3 separate regions of the Homo sapiens genome follow, and regions 2 and 3 are each linked to region 1. Evidence: read pairs that join two places in POLR2A ChIA-PET (ENCODE). Cell type or tissue: MCF 10A. All regions are shown on one strand.

Region 1 (8,000 bases):
AAATATACTCAAAATACTCCACCTGTCCAGTGCGTTTTTCCACCACATGAAACCGCGTATTACACTGGGGTTCCCAGCTTATCCCATCTGAAAAGGCCTTTCCCCGAATTTTAGAAGTGGCAATTTTCCACAGGTTCATCTTTAGAGGTTGTTCAATGAAAATTATATAGTTCCTTGTCATTCCTAAAAGGTTCCAGCAAACAATAAAAATGTTATTTGGCAAACTAGAGTTGTCTGAAATGTGCCAGTTATGGGGACTTGTCTGAATGCCTGGACACGTTACTGATGCCCTAAACAAATGCCAGCCAGAAATACATGTTTACTGTCTCCCAGCTTTACTATACGTATTTCCTGTTCCTTTATAAAAAAGGGAACTGCTTAGAATAGCTTGGGTTGCATGTTCTCAGCTTGCTTTTTATCTTTTTTTCCTTTTCTTTTCTTTTTAAATTATTTGGTTTAGGAACAAAGTAAAAAAGTATAGTATTAAAGTGTCCTTTATGATCTTTACATGTATCCTTTAATCCTTTTCCTGCTTATACTGGGGGTAAGAATCTAGAAGCAGTTTGGCTATAATGATTTAAAGTACAGAAAATAAATATTCTGAGTAAAAGCTGAATCAACCTATATAGAATATGAATTTCCCCAAAAAATATAGTCAAGACAACATTTTCATGTATGATTACTATTTGTGGGCTTTAAGGTTGCCTAAAATTTTAAATTATATCAATTAATTTTTTAGTAATTGCTTATACTAAAGCAACTACAGTATATCTTTTCAAGCAGTCAGCTGGCTAGGGTCAGGAGTATGTGACTAAACAGAATAACCTTACCTGGCATCAAAATGCAACCTTGGTCTCATTATCACCATAGCGTGATAAACTATTAACATAACATTTGCCAGACTAGTCCTTCTGCTACAGCAACATCAAGGCAGAGCCCACTGAAATTTGCCTTATCTCTGGACTCACCAAAGCTATGGTAGTAAGAAGGTTTCCCTTTCTCTGTAGAAGCAATAGAACATATCACCTGGACTCCATGGATTGTCTCCCCAAGGTCCACCTTCTCTGGAGGAACCCGAATAACCTTATAGGAGAAACCTGAAAAATGAAAAGTCCTATCTTACCTGTTTTACATATATTCTAGATTAAAAGACAACCCTTGCACTTGTGGACTTGCCAAAAGCAATTAAGAGATTTATGCAATATGTGTGACACTCTTATTTCCTGAAGGGTTATTTCAAACAAAGATCTGGATCTTAAAAATGTTAGCTCTATGAAAATAATTAGCTAACGTTTTGAAACAGACATCCAAAGTGATCAACCAATGATTCATTGTACTATAATGCTAACTTCATCTCTAATTCGTAGGAAACATTAAGATAGCAGCCAAGCACTGTTCACAATAGCAAAGACTTGCAACCAACTCAAATGCCCATCAATGATAGACTGGACAAAGAAAATCTGCCACATATACACTATGGAATACTATGCAGCCATAAAAAAGGATGAGTTCATGTCCTTTGCAGGGACATGGATGACGCTGGAAACCATCATTCTCAGCAAACTAACACAAGGACAGAAAACCAAACACCGCATGTTCTCACTCATAAGTGGGAGTTGAACAATGAGAACACATGGACACTGGGAGGAGAACGTCACACACCAGGGCCTTTCAGGGGGTGGGGAGCTAGGGGAGGGATAGCATTAAGAGAAATACCTAATGTAGATGACAGGTTGATGGATGCAGCAAACCACCATGGCATGTGTATACCTATGTAACAAACCTGCACGTTCTGCACATGTACCCCAGAACTTTAAGTATAATAATAAAAAAGAGCTATTATATAATGAGGTAAGGATTATAATGGACCTGTCTCATATGTATGGTGAATAGACAGGTCATAGAGTTGAAGTTCTTAAACTCAAAAAAAAAAAAAAGATAGCAGCCAGGAATATCCTCAAATTCTGTTCCTTTACTCCCTTCCCCTATTCCAACAACTACAGTCTCCATTTGCACTCATGTCCAACTCCTTCCCTCCAGCCCTCTGGACCCCTAGCTAGGGTCACTCTGGGTTCCATTTCATCCTTTCTCATCAACATTCTTTCATGCAATCATTCATCTGGCTATTGCTTACTGGCTCTTCAAGAATCAACGCAGATATCCACTCCTCAAGTAGTCTTCCCTGACTCCTCCCCACCCCAAAGGCACTTGGTGCCCCTATTGTATGTCCTCATTACATCCTCATAGTCATAGCACATATCTCATTGTATACAATTTTCTGCTTGTTTATCTGCTTTCCAGTACAGTTCTTTATTTATTTATTCTGCAACTACTACTTTTTGAGCACCTACTATATTCCAGACACCATTCTGAGTGTTCTTAGTACTATATTCTAGGCACTTGTATACAGAAATATGCAAAATAGACAAAAATCTCCCCCCTTCCTCCACTGGCTTCTTCTTCATTTTTTTTAGAGACAGGGCCTTGCACTATCACCCAGTCTGGAGTACAGTGGTGTGATCATAGCTCATTGCAGCCTCGAACTCCTGGTCTCAAGCAATCCTCCCACCTCATCTTCCCAAAGTGCTGTGATTACAGGTGTGAGCCACTGTGCTCAGACAAAATCTCTTATTTTGCCTTGTTGTTTTTCTTTTAAATCATATAATAAGTAAAAATACAATGTATCAGATGACAATGAGAACTATAATGGAAAATAAGCCAAGGAATAAGGATCAGGAGTGATCATATGAGGAGTAGGGGCTACTGTTTGCAACTTTAAATATGCTGGTCTGGAAAAGCTTCACTAAGTGGGTCATGTCTGAGTAAAGACCTAAAGGAGGTGAGGAAGAAAGCCTTGAGGATATCTGGGAGAAATGCATTCCAGGTGGAGGGAAGAGCAAATGCAAAAGTTCTCAGCCAGGAGCACGATTGGAGTGTTTAAGTATCAGCTAGGAGGCCAGTGTGGCCCTATCATGACAAGCGAGAAGGAGAGTCTAGGAGGTAAGCTCAGAGAAGTGGGTGTGGGTTAAAAGGATAACTCTGGTAACTCTGGTGTTACAGAGCTGAAAAGAAACTGAAGTGGGGCAAGGGCAGAATCAGGGCAACTAGTTGAGGGGCTATTGCAGTCATTCAAGTGAGAAGGGATAGTGACTCAAAGTAGAGTGGTGGCCATGGAGGTGGTGTGAAGTGGTTGGATTTTTGATATATTTTGAAGGCATTGCTGAAATTACTTCTTTTTTTTTTTTTTTGAGACAGGGTCTTACTCTGTCACTCAGGCTGGAGTGCAGTGGTGCAGTCACGACTCACTGCAGCCTCAACCTTCTGGTCTCAAGTGATCCTCCCACCTCATCCTCCTGAGTAGCTGGGACCACAGGCACATGCCACTATGTCTGGCTAATTTTTGTATTTTTTGTAGAGATGAGGTCTTGCTATATTGTCCAGGCTGGTCTCAACTCGTGAGCTCAAGCAATACACCCGCCTTGGCCTCCCAAAGTGCTGGAATTATAAGCATAAGCCACTGCACCTGACCCTGAAATTACTTTTTGATCAACTGATGTAAGAGATAAATGTAAAGGATGATTCCACAGTTATTGTCCTTAGCAACTGGAAAGATGGAGTTAGTATCTCCTGAGATGGGGAAGACTCATCTTAAGGAGAGAAAGAAATAAGCCAGGCACAATGGTGCATGCCTATAGTCCAGCTGCCTGGGAGGATGTCTTGAGCCCAGGAGTTCAAGTCCAGCCTGAGCGACATAGCAAGACCCCATCTCTAATCGAAGAAAGCAAAAGAAGAAGAAGGAAGAAGAAAGAGCAATGAGGGAGGGAGGGAAAGAAGGGAAGGGAAGGGAAGGGAAGGGAAGGGAAGGGAAGGGAAGGGAAGGAAGGAAAGGAAGGAAAGGAAGGAGAACAAGGAAGAGAGAGAAGGAGGAGGAGGAGGAAAGGAAGGAGAACAAGGAAGAGAGAGAAGGAGGAGGAGGAGGAGGAAAGGAGGAGGTGGTGGTGGTAGTTTAGAGGAAAATATCAGGAGTCTGGTTTTTGACAAGTTAATTTTGTAATGCCTATTAGACATCCTAGGAAGAATGCTGAGTAAGCAATTGGATATAAAATACTTGGGAGGTCTAGGTTGGGGATATAGATATGTTTTGAGAACCCACTACATACAAAACATCATGCTTTGTACAGTGATGAAAGAAATATTAGACAAGCTCTATAGTCCAAGAGTACTCTATTATTGTCTCTAATATTAGTCTGAAGAACATATTTTAAATAAGTATTAAAAACCAACTGGATTGATTAATGTTTACAGGATTTTTACAAATTTTAAAAAGCCTTTTAAAAATATCTAGAAAAGCTAAAACCAAAGCTTTTTACTTCCTAAAGGTAGCAATTACTAGCAAGCATTTTACTGTATTACAATGAGAATCACTAAGTTTCCCCCAAATGTCTATCAAGTAGTCAAGCTCCCTGCAGTTGCCTGCACATTAAGTTCCAGTTCATAAACTTCTCACTGAACCAAATAATCAAGTGAAGAAAAAAAAAAAAGTAGATTCAGTGTTCGTTGGGATTAGGAGAAGATAAAGAGATGAATTTCCTGTCTCAGCAACTGGATTACTCAATTCACGGAATTTAAACACATTAGTTAATGAGCTGTTCTAACTGCAAGTCTTGAAGACATTAGGTAAGACAAACAGACACCCAGGAAACACCCAGCAGAGGAATGTCCAGAAAGATTGGACCTGCCCAATACTGTCAGCTGAACTTTGCAAGACTCTCCAGGAGTTTGTATAAGGAGCAAACTGAGGCAAAGTAACAAGCACAGGCTCTCATGATGGGTGGCTGGGTTAATCGGTGAGATCCAGGGACCACTTGCACCAAGATCACCCAGAGACCATGTTAAAATGCAAATTCTTGGCCCCTTTTCAGTTCTACTAAACCGGAATCCCTGAAGATGAATGAAATCCAGATGATTCTATCTACATTCCAGATTATTGTTAGGCAATTAAAGGTTGAAAATCACAGATCTAGTTACTTTAATTTTAGAATATGTAATTCAGACCAGGCGCAGTGGCTCGCGCCTGAAATCCCAGCACTTTGGGAGACCGAGGCAGACGGATCACTTGAGGTCAGGAGTTCAAGACCAGCCTGACCAACGTGGCTGAAAACCCGTCTCTACTAAAAATACAAAAATTAGCCGGGCATGGTGGCAAGCACCTGTAATCCCAGCTACTCAGGAGACTGAGGCAGGAGAATCACTTGAATCTGGGAGGTGGAGGTTGCAGTGAGCTGAGATCGTGCCACGGCATTCCAGCCTGGGCAAGAGCGAGCCTTTGTAAAAAAAAATAAAAAATAAAAAAAAGTGTAATTGGCCAGGCACAGTGACTCACGCCTGTAATCCCAGCACTTTGGGAGGCCCAGGCGGGCAGATCACGAGGTCAGGAGACCAAGACCATCCCGGCCAACATGGTGAAACCTCGTCTCTACTAAAAACACAAAAATTAGCCAGGCATGGCAGAGGACACCTGCAGTCCCAGCTACTCCAGTGGCTGAGGCAGGAGAATCGCTTGAACCTGGGAGGCAGAGGTTGCAATGAGCGAGATTGCGCCACTGCACTCCTGCCTGGCAACAGAGCAAGACTCCATCTCAAAAAAAAAAAAAAATGTAGTTTAGAATGGTGAAATAGTATTTGTCATATTATGAATGAGTTACAAAGTTATCTACTTGGTTAACAGAGTTAATTTATTATAAAATTGATTTTTTTAATGATCAAGATAAGATAGATAGACCAAAAACTGCTGGGTTCATGGATCCATTTTGCTGAAATATTTTACTTAGAAGGATGTTTGCTGTTTCCTATAACAGCATTGAAGAATCCTCCTTATCTGAGATCAAGTAATAAAGAGGAGAGAGAGCTGGGTGTAGAGGTGTCCAGAGCACCCTCTCTCTACTTGTGCCAGTAAAAAACAAACCTGTAGTATTCATCTTTATATACACACCGTGCCTGGTCTCAATTATTTCTAAAAAGACCTTTATTGCAACTTTACCATATGGCCCAAAGGAGTTCCCCATATTGTATGCTGTTCCATCCAGGTCATAATGAGGATGTGCAGTTGCTCCATTCACAGCAATAAATTTGCTCCAATCTACCTGCAAATTTGAGACCACTGGAGATTTTTAATGGGCAGATCTCTATTCACATGCATAAATAGTAGAAATATCTAATGTTTTTAAAAATATGATAAGAAAACTGCAATGTAAGCCCTAATTTCTTGCCTCTGAGAAATAAAAATTATTTTTCCCACTAAAAAAAAGAAATCAAGATTAAAACAACAAACAAAAACACATCACCACTACTAACAACAAAACCACCCTGAATAAATTTGCCTAATATCACAGGAAAATTCAAAAGAAGCATAAGAATTAAAATTAAAAATCTAGTCTAAAATTTTCTTTTTAATTAACATGTTATGTGAAGGAAATACAGGTATAGACAACCTCCAGTCCAATACTAACCATAGCTAGGAAGAACACCCCAACTAGCCAAAGTAGATCAGTACTCTTCTATTTCTCCTTTACCCTAGCCTTCAGATATTAGGACTAAGGAAGGAGTTTAGAATTATATTTAAGGAAAACCAACCCAGAGGCCATCAGGCCAGAGAGTAAAGGTGACCTGCATCATGAATAACTTTCTTTTTGTGTAGTTAAGGCTTCAATTTCTTCTTGATATATACTACTCTAAAAAGTATTTCAAATGGAAAGAAATGTTAGGATCTATTTTATTCATTTTTTTTTACCTGTACTTTACCTTTTCTGTTTTTTCCAGAGTTTCAATGTCCACTTTATTCATAAAGTTGGTCTCAGTGCAGAGGTAGTAATCACCCTTGTACCGCACATAGTTGACATTAGTATTGTCAGTCATGGCTGAAACCAAACCCTAGAGTTATTTAAGTACCACAGCTTACTGTAGACGACGCTAAGCACACACTCAAAGGGAGAAAGCAGTTTCAACATCCTCTCACATACACAAAAAAATCTATTTTCAAGATTTATGTTTGTATAGATGGTTATATATCGTAATAGTTTAAATAATCATCACTATCACCTGCAGCTTTACCAGGCAGCTCAAACCTGGACATGAAACGTTCAAAAACATTCTTGCATGGATCCGGGAGAGCCAGTGTGCCAAATTCTGAGATCACAATTCGGTTTTTAGCACTGTTGGCCTTATATGTATCACTCTGTAGAAACTTGCTCCTGTATGTCACTGTGCCCTTTGCCATTCTGAACTGGTGAAGCAGCGCCATCCCATCAAACCAATGATTGTACCTTCAAACAGGAGAAAATAAATAAATATCAGTAAGAAAACATGAGATAAAAATGAGGGACAGAGTGATAGATCTTCATTTCAAATATAAAGATAAGGAAATGGGACAGGTTCCCAGCACAACCTGATTAGTCAGAGAACTTGAAATTGTGGGAGGAGAGCATTTTGGGTATATCCTAGGTATAAAAGGAAAGAATAGGCTGGGCGCGGTGGCTCACGCCTGTAATCCCAGCACTTTGGGAGGCCGAGGTGGGTGGATCACGAGGTCAGGAGATCAAGACCGTCCTGGCTAACGTGGTGAAATCCCATCTCTACTAAAAAATACAAAAAATTAACTGGGCATGGTGGCATGCGCCTGTAGTCCCAGCTACTTGGGAGGCTAAGGCAGGAGAATGGCGTGAACCTGGGAGGCGGAGATTGCAGTGAGCCGAGATCGCGCCACTGCACTTCAGCCTGGGCGACAGAGGGAGACTCTATCTCAAAAAAAAAAAAAAAAAGAATAATTTACATTCTCCTGACCCTTACCCCTGTCAAAAAAAAAAAAAAAAAACCTCACATTTTAGAAAACCCCTATTGTGGTGAATCCTAAGAAAATTCTAATCTTTACTCCACAGCTAAGATAATAGCATGAGAGGATATGGGATGGCTGATGTTTAACAAATCAGAATGAGCTCCAGGCC
Region 2 (8,000 bases), 77 kb after region 1:
ACACCTGTCATCCCAGCTTCTCAAGAGACTAAGGCAGGAGGATCACCTGAGCCCAGGAGTTCGAGGCTGCAATGAGCTATGATCGTGCCCCCACACTCCAGCCCGGGCAACAGAGTAAGACTCTGTCTCTAAAAAGAAAGAAAGAAGATTGTAGGAGAACTTTTATGCTTTAGTGGAAAATTATATTATGCATGGTCTTGAGGAGGCCCCTCTAATTATCTGACTCCAATTCTGCTGAAGCTATTTTACTATTCTTTAAGTTGTATAGAACTGATAACAATCCAAAATAATTCTTGTCTATAGACATGCAGTTCTCTCCTGTGTAGTGGAAGAGCCATTGACTTCCCTCCTTCCTTCTGAAAACCAGTTTTGCCTCCATCCCATTTATTTCAATATTTCTTCTCTATAAATGTGTCTGTTCTTCAGATTATCTTCTGAACTGGTTGCAACAGCTTCCTGATTCTCTCATAGATTAAGTGAATAGAATAAAATCTTTAACGTGTTCATTTTTACATCTGTTTGAGAATCGTGACTTTATCTTATTTTAAGAGTGGTCTTTTAATAGGATAAAAGAGAGACAGGCAATATAGGAAAATTGGATAAAATGAGGGGGAGAGGAAGAGACAAAAGGAAAAAAAGGCCATTTTCTTGTAAAGTCTGACAAAATAAATTTGTTAAAAGTCAGGTCTTCTGAAGGATTCAAGTCAATATAAATTTTCCTTTTTTCACATATTGTTGAGTTGTGGCATTAGTGTAATTGGGGAAATATACTTAAAAATAAACTTTTCTCTCAACCCAGTAAATCTCTCCACAAAGGAAGAGAAAGAAAACACACTTATTATTGAATAAGCATTAAACCAGAAAGTGATGCACATCCCAAGCAATTCACTAAAAGATTGCAAAGGCAGAAATAAATCTCACCCTTTCATACAGCCAGACAGACGCAATCCATTACACACGTGTTCTCAAGATAAACAATCATCAGTCCAAGGAAGAGGACTTGACAGCGCCATTCATAACACATCGTTCATCCTAAATTCACCTGGTAACAGGGGTGACCACCTGTGTTAGTCACTTGGTTTAATACAAAGGAAAAAGAAACTTCTGCTATCTTCTTGGCAGCAGGGAGTTTTGCCACTGGGTGCCAGGCACCTGCCGAAGCTAGGCTCCTACACTCTCACAAAAACTGCGACACAGGGAAATGATTTTCCCTGGAAGTTTACATTCAGAAGAGATGGCTCCTGGGTCCTTGAGAAAGACATTCCTGGGTTGTAAAGCTAGCAAAATTCGTATTTAAATTTTACAAGGATTTTATGTATTCTGAAGAGAACTTACACGTTTTCTAAAGTAAATACTCTAAGAAAAGGGACCAGGGCAGGTCTCATCCCTTATTTTATTTTATTTTATTTTATTTATCTATTTATTTATTTTTTATTTTTATTTTTTTTGAGATGGGGTCTCATTTTGTCGCCCAGGTTGGAGTGCAGTGGCGCCATCTGGGCTCACTACAACCTCTTCCGCCCAGGTTTAAGCAATTCTCTGCCTCAGCCTCCCGAGTAGCTGGAAGTACAGGCGCCTGCCACCACATCCAGCTAATTTTTTTTTTTTTTTTTGTATTTTTAGTAGAGACAGGGTTTCACCATCTTGGCCAGGCTGGTCTTGAACTCCTTGACTTTGTGATCCATCCCCCTCGGCTTCCCAAAGTGCTGGGATTACAGGCGTGAGCCACCATGCCTGGCATCCTTTATTTTTAACAGGAAGAATTGAGCTTCTTATTTTTGCCTTACATGTGTGAATCATTACTGAGGTTATTATAATATCCAACTGCACACACCCTCACCTCCCAACCTTTAATGCTCAGCGCCCACACACAAGTCCAGTTTCATCTCCAAAGGCATGCAGTTTCATCCCCCTTAGGCTTGCAGGCTCCTTTGTGAGTCTAAGTGTCAGAAGACGGGGAAAGAGAGGCTCAAGCTTGTTTGGCATTTGAGGCCAAAAGATGACCCCATCACCACCAGACTGGTTGTTCCTGGAAGGGTCACTGTAGGAGCTAGGGTCACAGATGTCCCAAGAAGGTCTAAGGGGCTTTCCACTTGCTGCAACAGTCTAGACTAAAGAGTTCCTTGAAAAAAAAACAAGCTCATGTCTCACCGTTAGTTCAGTCAGGGGTTCTCAAGACAACAGCTCTGTGGACATAGTTACTTTCTCAGGAGGTAAGTCTGCCCCAAGACAGCTGGGTAAGGCCAGCTTCCAGCACCAGCCATTTCACATGCCAAAAGCTGTGCCCTTCTCCTGCTGCCTTCGCCAGTGCAGGGGCCGTCAAGCTGGTTTCATCTCCAGCCATTGTGGTAATTTTATGGCAGGAAACTGGAACTCCTGGCCTTATCTGCCCCCAAGTCTAGAACTGGACCGTGCAGTTTCCTTCCAATGAAGGTGCCCTAACCTTGACGCTGAGAGTGGTAAGAGATTGGACTCTTAGAGCTTGTCCTTTCGAGAGGTTCTTGAGTCCTTTATACAAAATTTTGACCTCTTCTTTAAAGCTATGGACATTGAAGAAATTGGAAGGAAGGGAGGTACAGTTATATTCTTTCCCTAGGGCATTATAGGAAAAAAGTCACAATTCCATAGCAAAAAAAGCCAATTGAGTGATTTCCTTGAGTAATTTTTACTGTAAGTGATTTGCTGCCTCTGCTTAAAAGTCAAGAAGTAGCATCTTCTTTAAGTTCTGCCTCACCAGGCTTCCAGCTACACTTAAAATTAATTAGCTAAGAATGTAGGAAATCATCTTTCTGTGTTCTCAATGCCCAAAGTCAGCCTTGAAAGTAAAGTGTACTTCTCCTTTGCAATGACGAAAAGGAGGTATGTTTTAGAAATAGACTTTGACTAACTAGTCCTACTGACATTCTAAAGCAATCAAAATCACAATGCCCTTTTGTTTGTTTGTTTGCTTTTTGAGAGGACAGGACTGCTTCATTCCAAAACACCCATAAATTAAAATTAATTTCAAAACACCTCCAAAATAGAATAGTTTTTGCCATAGTTCTGAGTCATTTTTTAACATCTTTCTTCTTAATTGGATATTATATCCCTAATAATTCATACCTTTTTGTTTTCTGGTTTTTTTTGGGGGGGGGGTTGGTTTGGTTTGGTTTTTGGTTTTTGAGACGGAGTCTCGCTCTGTCGCCCAGGCTGGAGGGCAGTGGCGAGATCTCGGCTCACTGCAAGCTCCGCCTCCTGTGTTCATGCCATTCTCCTGCCTCAGCCTCCCTAGTAGCTGGGACTACAGGCGCATGCCATCACGCCCGGCTAATTTTTTTTTTTTTTGTATTTTTATTAGAGACGGGGTTTCACCGTGGTCTCAATCTCCTGACCTCATGATCCGCCCACCTCGGCCTCCCAAAGTGCTGGGATTACAAGCGTGAGCCACCGCGCCCTGCCAATTCATACCTTTTAAAGCATATAGAAGAGTTTGAAACAAAGTGGATTAACTACCGTGATTTTTTAAACTACAGCTATTACTACAGTACTGCCAGAGTACAATTGATTTAGCTCATCGTTGCAACTGCCCAACTGAGCAATAGGAGTGGGTTTTTCCACCCAATTTTGTGGGAAACGACCTGAAGAGAAAGTTATATTGATGTTAAGCAGCTCCACTATCCGCGTGACTAATCTTGGTTCATAAGTTTCATTGGGCCTATGACTCACTTCTCTATTTTAGATATTTATTGCCCAGGAAATAACACTGATACCATTAGAACCCGTTTCCAGTTTGAACGATGCCAAAATTACAAGTCAGCACAGGAAAAAGCTCAGCTCCTATGTGTTAATTACAACATCAATGCAAGCAAAAAAGAAAAAAGTTTGAGCTTTTGCAATCCTTCATTTATCCAGCATTTGTGACCAATGGGATGTTCTATATGTTGAGAAGGAGAAAGAGGACAGTCGACGGACCAGACCAGACTGCCCTGCTTGTCTGAGCCTTGGTGTGATCGCCAGGGGGGAATGCATATGGGGTTCAAGTTTAAGGGTCACAACCTTACATTTGTCCAGTTACCCGTATTAAAGATTAAGTGCTAGCCATGCTCTTAAGACATAGGACATAAGCCAAAATATAAATGTATTCATTTTTTATGCACACACACACACACACACACACACACAATAAAACTGTCAAATGAACAAAATTCCAGTGTCCATTAGTCAATATCCTGACTTCCCAGTTTTTTAAAAAAAGTCTCTTTAGAAACCAAGCCATTATCAGAAGTTTGCTTTGAACACATTTTATTGGCTTATGTGCCTGTCCATCAAGTCTGTGAGCTTCTGGTGTCTTTTTTTTTTTTTTTTTTTTTGAGACAGAGTCTTGCTCTGTCGCCCAAGCACGATCTTGGCTCACTGCAACCTCCACTCCCCCAGGTTCAAGCGATTCTCCTGCCTCAGCCTCCCAAGTAGCTGGGACTACAGGCATGCACCACTACGCCCGGCTAGTTTTTGTATTTTTAGTAGAGATGGAGTTTCACCATCAGCCTGTTGGCCAGGCTGGTCGCGAACTCCTGACCTCAAGTGATCCACTCACCTTGGCCTCCCAAAGTACTGGGATTACAGGCGTGAGCCACCACGCCCAGCCTCCTGGTATCTTTTTCATCTCTGTATCCCCAGGACCCAGCACAGTGCCTGGTACATAGTAGATACTTAAATATTTTTTAATATATGAGTGAGTGAATAATAAGATGTATATGAACCCATCTGCAAATTTTAAGGTGGTGTCATTAAGCTATGACAGATGAATGTACCCATCTTCACAGCAGGAGCAGTGGACTTATGAAAGCAAACACAGGAAACAGGGGAAGATGCACATGTATTAAGTCACGATTAACAGCTGGGCGCGGTGGCTCAGGCTTGTAATCCCAGCACTTTGGGAGGCTGAGGCAGGTGGATCACTTAAGCCCAGGAGTTGGGTAATGGCCGACACAGCATGGTGAAAGCCCATCTCTACAAAAAAAAAAAAAAAAAAAATTAGACGGGCATGGTGGTGTACACCTGTAGTCTCGTTACTTGGGAAGCTGAGGTGGGAGGATGGCTTGAGCCCCGGAGGTCGAGGCTGCAGTGAGCTGTGATTGTGCCACTGCATTCCAGCCTGGGCAACAGAGCAAGACCCTGTCTCAAAAGAAAAAAAAATAATTAATTTTTTTAAAATTATGTAAAAGCAAGATTAATGTTGTAATGCCAATTAATGTTTTTAGATGACATTGTGAGAGACATAAAGTACAGAAAATAAGGCTTTCAACGCATTTTAGACAACCAAAGTACATTGACGTGAAGAGGGAGAAGAAAGGAACCCTCAAAACTAAAACTTCCTACTTGTGCCACTGTGTCCACCAACTCAGAAACGTGGGCTTCTGTACCTCATGGAAAATGGCAATGTCTCCTCTCCATGGGAGGTTCTTTTAAATTTTATTTGCATTCATATTACCTTTGAGGGTGGGAATGAGGAAAAACAAAAATATGGGTTAGTCTATGAGTGAAATTTTTCCAGAGAATATTGTCAGGATCATATTACCTTGGAAAAAGATACAATAGAGGCCCATATTGATCGTGTTTAGGTGAGATGCTGAGTGTGTTTCGGTTAAAATGTACATTGAGTTGAAGATACCCTATAGTGGTTAGACCCTGACCTGGCCAGAAGAATATTTTAATCTACTAAACTTATTAGATAAAACAAAGAAGCTAAATTAAAAAGTATTGAATTCTCCAAGATTCTAAGTCACAGGAAGTAATAAACCCATACCAAATAAGCCCCTAATTCTGCAGTAGTAGCTTTGAGGGAGAGAAACCAGCTTCGAGGGAGATGAAACCAGTTTGGGGGAAAGGGAGGAGGTGCCCTGGCCACAAATTTAGCAGGGCCACCAACATAGCTGAGTCATGGCTCAGGAGGCACCTTTAATACTATGTCAACCATCTGTCACATCCATCTTTCTTTTTTTTTTTTTTTTTGAGATGGAGTCTCTCTCTGTTGCCCAGGCTGGAGTGCACTGGTGTGATCTCAGCTCACTGCAACCTCCGCCTCCCAGGTTCAAGCAGTTCTCCTACTTCAGCTTCCCAAGTAACTGGGATTACAGGTGCCCACCACCACACCTGGCTAATTTTTTTTGTACTTTTAGTAGAAATAAGGTTTCACCATGGTGGCCAGGCTGGCTTCAAACTCCTGACCTCAAGTGATCTGCCCATCTTGGCATCCCAAAGTGCTAGGATTACAGGCATGAGCCACCACACCTGGCCCACATCCATCTTTTTAGGAAAGAATATTCAGATTAGAAACAGGAAAACTGGTGGACAACAGAAAGTGCCACTCCTTTATTCCTGACGTCTAAGATATGAATTGAACTTCCTTTTAAGTGTATGGTATTTTAAAATATTTGTGTTGATTAAAAAAAAAATGTATATATATATAAAGGTCGGGTGTGGTGGCTCACGCCTGTAATCCCAGCACTTTGGGAGGCCGAGGTGGGTGGATCACCTGAGGTCAACAGATTGAGACCATCCTGGCCAACATGGTGAAACCCCGTCTCTACTAAAAATACAAAAATTAGCTGGGTGTGGTGGCTTGTGCCTGTAATCCCAGCTACTCAGGAGGCTGAGGCAGGAGAATCACTTGAACCCAGGAGGCAGAGGTTGCAGTGAACCAAGATTGCGCCACTGCACTCCAGCCTGGCAACAGAAAGACTCCGTCTCAAAAAAACAAAAACAAAAACAAAAAAAACAGATAGTGAGATGGTTTGGCTCTGTGTCCCCACCCAAATCTCATCTTGTAGCTCCCACAATTCCTGTGCGTTGTGGGAAGGGCCCAGCGGCAGACGATTGAATTATGGGGGCAGGTCTTTCCCCTGCTGTTCTCATGATAGTGAATGGGTCTCATGAGATCTGACGCTTTAAAAAATGAGAGTTGCCCTGCACAAGCTCTTTTTGCCTGCTGCCATCCATGTGAGATGTGACTTGCCCCTCCTTGCCTTCCACTGTGATTATGAGGCCTCCCCAGCTATGTGGAGCTATAAGTCCAATAAGCCTCTTTCTTTTGTAAATTGTCCAGTCTCGGGTATGTCTTTATCAGCAGTGTGAAAATGGACTAATACAGATGGCAGTTCTGACATACACTACAATGTGATGAACCTTGGGATATTATGCTAAGTGAAAGAAGCCAGTCTAAAAAAGACAAATACTGTATGATCCCACTTATATAAGGCTTGGAATAGTCAAATGGATAAAAACATAAAGTAGAATGGTGGTTGCCAGAGACCAGAAGGAGGAGGAAATGGGGAGTTTAATGGGTACAGCATTTCAGTTTTGCAAGGTGAAAAGAGTCCTGGAGCTGGATGGTGGTAATGGTCATATGGCATTATGAATGTATTTAATACCATTGCATTGTACACTTGAAAATGGCTAAGATGGTAAATTTTATGTTATTTATATTTTAACACAATAAGATTGGAAAAACAACTTTTATTATAAAAAGTTTAAAACTTGCACAAATACTCATCATCCAGCTTCAACAATTATCGACATTTTGCTTATCTCATTTCTTCTATTTCTCCACTCCCCCCTTATTTCCCTTATAGATTTTTAGGTGTTTTTTTTTTACTTGCATGGTCTAATTATGATCATGTCATCCAAAAATCCTGCTGTATTGTTATTTTTTCCCTATATTTGTTCCTCATTTTTTTAAGAATCCAATGATTCTATGGTTAGTATCTCTGTTAAACAGAAATGAGGGAGGACAGGAAACATTCTTGCTTTATCTTAGGCTTTTTTTCCTTTTTTTGTTTTGAGACAGAGTCTCACTCTATTGGTTAGGCTGGATTGCAGTGGCACAAATCTCGGCTCACTGCAACCTCCACCTCCTGGGTTCAAGTGTTTCTCCTGCCTCAGCCTTATGAGTAGCTAGGACTGCAGATGTGCACCATCACGCCTTGATAGTTTTTGTATTTTTAGTAGAGACAGGGTTTCAC
Region 3 (8,000 bases), 67 kb after region 1:
ATAGCAGGTATGAGTCAAAGTCCACAAACTGATGTGTAAGAAATGCAACTTTATTTTCTATATTTTAATTTCTTCTCCAAGTTCTCATTATGCTGAGGGTAGTGGAAACTCAATCTGAGTAATCGCTGGGTGCCCCTCTTTCTACATAGTTGTATGTAAGTTCCACAGGGTAAATAGTACCAAGGTGCCAGGGACAGGGTGAGTAGGGATCTGATCCTTGGTCAATACTGACAATCTCTGAATCTGCTGAGATGTCTGGCTACTGAGCAGAGCCTCACTATTGTCCACAAAGCCCTTTTAGGAGCATAGCTGTCTCCATTTCCACAGCTGCTGACCCAGGATCCATTTCACCACCTCCGTGATAATGACAGGCAGGTGATTGGGGTGGGATTGGCATCCACCACCACCCCTCCCTTCTGAGGCAGGAGATCAGCAGGACTTGCTTCCCAGGCACCAGTCATGACCCCGCTGAACAAAACAGTCTGGTCAGAACAGGATGTGGTAAAGAACCCAGCTAAAACCAAGATGGTGACAAAAGTGACCTCTAATTACCCTCACTGCTCATTATATGCTAATTATAATGTATTAGCATATGAAAAGACACTCCCACCAATGCCATGACAGTTTACAAACACTATGGCAATGCCCAGAAGTTACCTTATATGCTTTAGAAGGGGAGAAACCCTCTATCCCAGGAATCCTCACACCTTTTCTAAAAAATATGTGAATAACCCACCTCTTATTTAGCATATAATTAAGGAGTAGCTATAAATAATATAGCTAGCTAGCAGGCCAGGTGCGGTGGCTCACACCTGTAATCCCAGCACTTTGGGAGGCCGAGGCAGGTGGATCACCTGAGATCAGGAGTTCGAGACCAGTCTGGCCAATATGGTGAAACCACATCTCCACAAAAAATACAAAAATTAGCCAGGTGTGGTGGTGGGTGCCTGTAATCTTAGTACTTGGGAGGCTGAGGCAGGAGGATCACTTGAACCTGGGCGGTGGAGGCTGCAGTGAGCCAAGATTGTGCCACTGCACTCCAGCCTGGGTGACAGAGCAAGACTCTACCTCAAAACATACACACACACACACACACACACACACACACACACACACACAAATATAGCTAGCCAGCAATCCACAAGTGCTACTCTGCCTGTGGAATAGCCCTGCTCTGTCTATGGAGCTGCCATTTTCCTGTACTCTGTTGCTCTAAGAAATTTGCTTTGCTTTCATTTTAATCTGTTGGCTGGCTCTTGAATTCTTTCCTGCACACAAGAACCTTCCCAGGCTGAGCCCCAATTTGGGGTTCACCTGCATCACTACCAGTTCCACTGGTGGCTCCTGCTTGACTCAGGCTTAACCCCTCCTTCTTGCCTTGATAGCATGTCCTCATTACAGTGGTTCTTTTAGGGCTGAGCATGTGACTGAGGTTGGTCCAAACTGAAAAGTATTTCTGCGTGGTTGGGAGAAGACACATTCTCTTTCTGAACAGGCAGGTGTGAGGCTGGAGCTGACTCAGCCACCTTGCTGTTAGGAGGGAAGCCAGCCTGAGGTTAAAGCCAACACCCATGTGAGAACAACAATGAACTGAGTCTAATCACAGCACTCCCACCTCTGAGCTTTTATTACCGAGCCAATAAAATCTGTTTATTCCATTTGAATTAGATTAAAAAAAAAAAAAAAAGTCTTGCTCTGTCACCCAGGCTGGAACGCAGTGGCATGACCTTGGCTTCCTGCAACCACTGCCTCCCAGGTTCAAGCAATTCTCCTGCCTCAGCCTCCTGCGTAGCTGGGATTACAGGCACGTGCCACCATGCCCAGCTAATTTTTTGTATTTTTAGTAGAGATGGGTTTTCACCACGTTGGCCAGGCTTTCCCAGCAAACAGAAATGAGGGCCCAGGAAAAACCTCTGACTGCACAGGGTCCCCCATCTGATGTCTGTTCCAGGGGAAGATCTGGGGTTTGTGGGACTGCAGGCCTATCCAGCAGAGAGGTGGCTATCAGCTGTTGTATTTTAAGAAAAACAGTACAGTAATATGAACAAAAAATCAGGTGTAAAAATGTGTATGTAGAATGGCCGGGCACAGTGGCTTACGCCTGTAATCCCAGTACTTTGGGAGGCAGAGGCGGGTGGATCACCTGAGGTCAGGAGTTCAAGACCTGCCTGGCCAACATGGTGAAACCCCATCTGTACTAAAAATACAAAAATTAGCTGGGCGTGGTGGTAGGTGCCTGTAATCCCAGCTACTTGGGAGGCTGAGGCAGGAGAATTACTTGAGCCCAGGAGGCAGAGGTTGCAGTGTGCCAAAATCGCGCCATTGCACTCCAGCCTAGGCAACAAGAGCAAGACTCTGTCTTACAAAAAAAAAAAAAGTGTATGTAGAATAACAAAATAAATCAAATTATAATTTTTAAAAGCTGACAAATACTACAAATATTATCGTGCACAGAAAAATATGACTTTCCTGAAACAGCAACATAATATTTTTAATTTTTCTTGTCTTGTCTGTGACAGAGTGAGACCCTTTGTCACCCAGGCTGCAATGCAGTGGCACAGTCTCGGCTCACTGCAGCCTCAACCTCCCAGGCTCAAGTGATCTTCCCACCTCAGCCTCCCAAGTAGCTGGGACCACAGGTGTGCGCCACCATACCTGGCTAATTTTTGTGTTTTTTGTAGAGACAGGGTTCCACCATGTTGTCCTGGCTAGTCTCAAACTCCTGAGCTCAAGCAATCCACCAGCCTCGGCCTCCCAAAGTGCTAGAATTACAGGCATGAGCCATCACACCCAGCCTCAATTTTTAAATATTTGTTAATTTTTAAATTGACATACTATAAACTTTGCTTTTGTGTACAGTACATGAATTTTAACAGATATAGATTCATGTTCCTACTAACATAATTAAGATACAGGCCAGTTAATCACCCAAATCCCCTCATCCTGCCCCTTTGTAGCCAAACCCACCCCTCAATGCTAACCCCTGGCAAAAGCTGGTTTGTTTATCATCCATATAGTTTTCCCTATTCCAGAATGTTTTACAAATGGAATCAAACACTATGAAACATTTTTGGACTGCCTTTTTCCATTCAACAAAATGCTTTTGTGATTCATTCAAATCGTTGTATGTATTTATAGTTTAGTCCTTCTTATTGTTGAGTTCCCCCCACAAACCCTGCTCCGCTCATAGCTATTCCCATCTCAGTTGATGGAGACTCTATCCTTCTAGTTGTTCAAGCCAAAAACTTCTTAAGTAATTTTTGAGTCCTCTTTTTCTCTCAACCCCACATCTAATCCATCAGGAAATCAGGTTAGCTCTACCTTTAAAATATACTGATTGTTCAATTGCGTCTCAGCGTCCTTGCCACTATCAGCCTCATCTGAGCCATGTGATCAGTTACTGCAGCAACCTCACCCCTATACCCTCCTCCCAAGTCCTTGGGCCCTGCCTTGGCTTCCCTACAATCTGTTCTTAATAGAGCAGCTGCAGTGGTCCTTTTAAAAACAGAAGTCAAATCATGAGACATCTCCGCTCAAAGTTCTGCAAAAGTTCCTCTTTCCATTGGAGTAAGTGCCAACATCCTCATAACGGCTTACAAGGCCCAGCAACCTCTGGTCCCCATTGACTGCCTGGTCCCCAGTTCCCAGTTCCCACTCCAATTTTGTCTCCTACTTCTCTAGTCTTCATTCAGCCTGCTTCAGCCACACCGGTCTTGCTGTTGCTCTGACACTCTAAGCGTACTTCCAGCTTGGGGCCTAGTTATTTTCTCTGCCTGTAATTCTCTCCCCTCAGAGGTCCATTTGACAAATTCCTCATCTCCTTCAGGATGCTGATGAAATCTCACTTGTTCAGTGAAGCTTACCCTGGCTATTTAATACCATAACCTGCCCCGTCCCACCTCCACACATTCTAGTTCCCTTTACACCACATTATTTTTCATCTATAGGCCCATCACCTTATAATATATAATGTTTACATATAATTAATATATATAGTATGCTCATTGTTTATTGTCCCTCTTCCTTGGTAGAACGTTGGGTCCCAGAGGCAGAGACCTTTGTCTGTTTTATTCACTGATGTATCCCAATCACCTAAGCGCAGAACCCGGACCAGAGCAGGTGCTCAATGTATGAATATACACAAATGAATGAAGAAGGGAAGGTATAAATTCTGAGGCTTAATGCTTTCTGGCAGACAAAGCAAGTCAGTTGATGAAATGCACAAACTTCCAAGCTCTCTGAAGTTCTGAGGACTCCAGTCAACAGCCTCAGCTCTCTGAGCTGAGAGCCAGAGGGCAACATCTGTGGCTTAGGATTTTGCCTGTCACTTAGCAGTGGCTGGTAGCCTGGGCATCTTACGTGGTTAAATATTTACTGTGAAGAAAGAACTCCAACAGCTGCTGCACCCAGCCCCCGAGGAGGGCTGTGTGGATGGAGCACAGTGTTCAGAACCACACAGGGGCCCTCCCTCTCAGCATGCCTTTCCCACCTGGATAACACCTCACACCCTCACTTCCCAGCATCCAAAAAGGCTCCACCCTTCTCTCCTGGCACCCTGACAGGGATGGTTACACCCAAGCAAGGGGTCATAAAGCCCCTCCATATTAAATGCCTTTTATACGACATTATTTCCTGTAACTATACAGATATCCATAAATCAAGCTCCTAATGCAAAGGCTCCAAAGGCTAGAGAGTCTATGGGAGTGCCCATAAATTGCTTAAGGAAGGAATAACAATTTGAAGTGTCAGGGACAAAGCAGAATCTCCTCATTCATCTAAGTAGTGATTCACCCTGGGCTGCCTGCCAAAGTCACAGGCTTCAGCAGCCAGTGGTTCCATGAAAATATGAGCCTGGTTTCCTGGTGTCTTCCCATCTCTGCCATCTGACAATCCACCTTGGGTCTGCCACCTTGTCTTCTCACTCCACCACTCTCCAGCTAGCCCATCAGGGTTGGAAGCCATGCATTGAATCTTGAAGCTCACATGTTATTTTCACCCTTAGGTAGAAGAAGACAAACTAATTTTTTTTTCTTTTTTTTTTTTTAGACCGAGTGTCTCGTGGTGTGGCCCAGGTTAGAGTGCAGTGGTACAGTCTGGGCTCACTGCAACCTCCACCTCTGGGGTTCAAGCGATTCTCCTGCCTCAGCCTCTGGGGTAGCTGGGACTACAGGCACATGCCACCAAACCCCTCTAATTTTTTGTATTTTTAGTAGAGATGGGGTTTTGCCATGTTTGCCAGGCTGGTCTCAAACTCCTGAGCTCAAAGTGATCCACCCACCTTGGCCTCCCAAAGCACTGGGATTATAGGCATGAGCCATCACACCCGACCCCAATTTAACAAGAAGTATTAAAATGCCTTTCATGCATCTGACAAATATTTATTGAGCACCTACTATAAGCCAAGCTCTTTTCAAGGCACTAAGTATTCAGAAAATAACAGAGAAAGATCCCTGTTCCCAAGGAACTTACATTCTAGTAGGGGGAAAATGACATGTAGACAGAATGTTTTAAAGATCCAAAAATCAGATAACACAAAATGCTATCTGAAAAATTAAGAACCTCAGTGAAGGCTGCGCGTGGTGGCTTATGCCTGTAATCCCAGCACTTTGGGAGGCCGAGGCGGGTGGATCACGTGGTCAGGAGTTCGAGACCCGCCTGGCCAACACAGTGAAACCTGTCTCTACTAAAAATACAAAAATTAGCCAGGCGTAGTGGCAGGCACCTGTAATCCCAACTACTCAGGAGGCTGAGGCAGAAGAATTGCTTGAACCCAGGAAGCAGACATTGCAGTGAGCCGAGTTCGCACCACTGCACTCCAACCTGGGTGACAGAGTGAGACTCCATCTCAAAAACAAAAACAAAACAAAACAAAAACAAAAAAGAACCTCTATGAAGAGGTGATGGTTAAACTAAGATGTGAAAGCCAAGACAAGATCTCCCATGCCAAGATTATGAGGATGAGCATTCTCGGCACAGAGAATAGCTGGTGCAAAGGTCCTGAGGCTGGAGCAAGCTTGGAGTGTAGGAAGCAGAGAAAATGGCTCCTGTGGCCAGGGGAGATTTGGCAGAAGGGAGAGTGGCCATAAATGAGGTGGGAGAGGCAGTTGTGGTTTGGTCAGAGTCTTTGTGGACTCAAGAATGGGGTATGGATTTTATCTAAATGCCAACACAGGGCTTTAAGTTGGGGGAATTATGCAATCTGATTTATGTTTCTGAAAGATTATTCTGGCCACTGGGAAGAGAATGGATTTGAGTTGGGCAAAGGTGGAAGCAGAGAGACCAGTTAGGAGGCAGTGTGCTAGCCTAGATGAGGGATAACAACACCGGACCAGATGTAGCAGTGCACGAGGAGAGAGCTCTCTGATTCCGATACTTTTTGGAGAGTCAGCAGGAATCGCCAATAGATTGGATGTGAGGGTAAGGGTAGGGAGGAATGCAGGATGACTCCTGGTTTAGGTCTGACATCACCTGGCCTATCCAACCTTACTTGCCAAGCAAGCTGAATTCCTGAAGAGTAGAGTCCATTTACCATCTGCTTTCTCTACAAAACCATGACCCTCATTGGCAATGGAGTTTTCCATATTCAGAATCACATAGGGACAGACATCTTTAAGAAGGTCTCCGTTGGGCACGGCAGCTCACACCTCTAATCCCAGCACTTTGGGAGGCCGAGGCAGGCAGAATTCGAGGTCAGGAGTTCGAGACCAGCCTGGCCAACATGGTGAAACCCCATCTCTACTAAAAATACAAAAATTAGCTGGGCTTGGTGGCGCATGCCTGTAGTCCCAGCTACTCGGGAGGTTGAGGCACGAGAATCACTTGAACCTGGGAGGTGGAGGTTACAGTGAGCTGAGATCACACCACTGCACTCCAGCCTGGGAGGCAGAATAAAACTGTCTCGAAAAAAAAAAAAAAAGTGTCCAGACAGGCCTGGTAGTATCAAATCTCACATTTAAAACAATGAGTACGAAGGAAATGCACCTTCAGTCTCTAAAGCAACTAAAAGATAAATCTATTGGATGCATATTCATAACATACACAACCCACACACATGCTTGCTGCTTTAAAAATTAGTTGAGATCAAAAATTAAATTGCAGCTCATAGTTTTCTAAGTCCTTTCATGGCTTCTATAGAATTCAACATACAGAATAGGTCTTGTTTATAATCACAATGCTCCAATTAAAAAAAAAAGAGGCTATTATCCTTGTTATACAGAAGGGTATACTGAGGTGCAGAGGAAAAAATAAACAGAGGTTCAGGAAGTGAAATGCTTTGCCCGAAGATCACCCAGCTAGTCTCTGGTAGTGCCAGAGCTCCCAGCCCCTTAGTCTTTCCACCACGACATATAATTTTCCAATAAACCACTATACTATTGGGTATCTGTGGGCCCCAAGGAGACAAGAAAGATAATTTCAAAATAAGGAGACTAATTGAGACCTTAGCAGAAGCATAAAGCCAGTATCCATTGGCATGCCAAGGAGACAGCAAGCAGGATCCCTGCCCTCAAGACTTTTAGAATCAGAGGCCAGGTGCAGTGACTCACGCCTGTAATCCCAGCACTTTGGAAGGCCAAGGGAGGATCCCTTGAGTTTAGGAGTTGGAGATCACCTGGGCAACATAGCAAGATCTCATCTCCACTAAAAATTTAAATTAAAAAAATTAGCTGGGCATGGTGGCGCCTGCCTTTAGCTACTCAGGAGGCTGAGGCGGGAGGATTACTTGAACCTGGGAGATCAAGGCTGCAGTCAGCTATGATCGCGCCACTGCACTCCAGGCTGGGAAACAGAGTGAAACCCTGTCTCAAAAGAAAAATAGAAATTTAAAGTCAGAGAGTTGGTCATTTGGTTGGTATTATTAAGCACCTACTGTGTGCCAGGCATTGGCATTGTGCCAGGTGCTGGGCATACAAAAATGACCCAGACGTAATACCTGCTTTTAAGGAACTTGAGTATCTATAAGACAGAGAAAAATATATGTATTTTTTAAATGTTAAAAACAA

The links. Peaks named below come from ENCODE experiments on the same cell type or tissue, not always from the same donor. Only the 100,000 strongest peaks of a DNase experiment are listed, where the experiment ranks them.
Region 2: POLR2A ChIA-PET joins it to region 1 with 24 read pairs; 4 of 35 experiments call an interaction of 5 or more read pairs at or near these places.
Region 3: POLR2A ChIA-PET joins it to region 1 with 11 read pairs; 4 of 35 experiments call an interaction of 5 or more read pairs at or near these places.

What each region holds. Positions count from the first base shown.
Region 1 is chr11:112,192,796-112,200,795 of GRCh38, reverse strand. BCO2 (beta-carotene oxygenase 2) reads right to left here. Exons shown (of 12, transcript NM_031938.7): 3 at 7,099-7,322; 4 at 6,802-6,917; 5 at 6,041-6,143; 6 at 969-1,097; 7 at 23-183. Among named protein-coding and RNA genes, the nearest start is that of BCO2, 21 kb to the right of the region's middle. In MCF 10A, no CTCF peak of the experiment used is centred here; DNase peaks (open chromatin) are centred at 4,695 and 5,435.
Region 2 is chr11:112,116,281-112,124,280 of GRCh38, reverse strand. No RefSeq gene overlaps it. Among named protein-coding and RNA genes, the nearest start is that of SDHD, 33 kb to the right of the region's middle. In MCF 10A, no CTCF peak of the experiment used is centred here; DNase peaks (open chromatin) are centred at 3,810 and 4,290.
Region 3 is chr11:112,125,386-112,133,385 of GRCh38, reverse strand. No RefSeq gene overlaps it. Among named protein-coding and RNA genes, the nearest start is that of IL18, 35 kb to the left of the region's middle. In MCF 10A, no CTCF peak of the experiment used is centred here; DNase peaks (open chromatin) are centred at 1,515 and 4,795.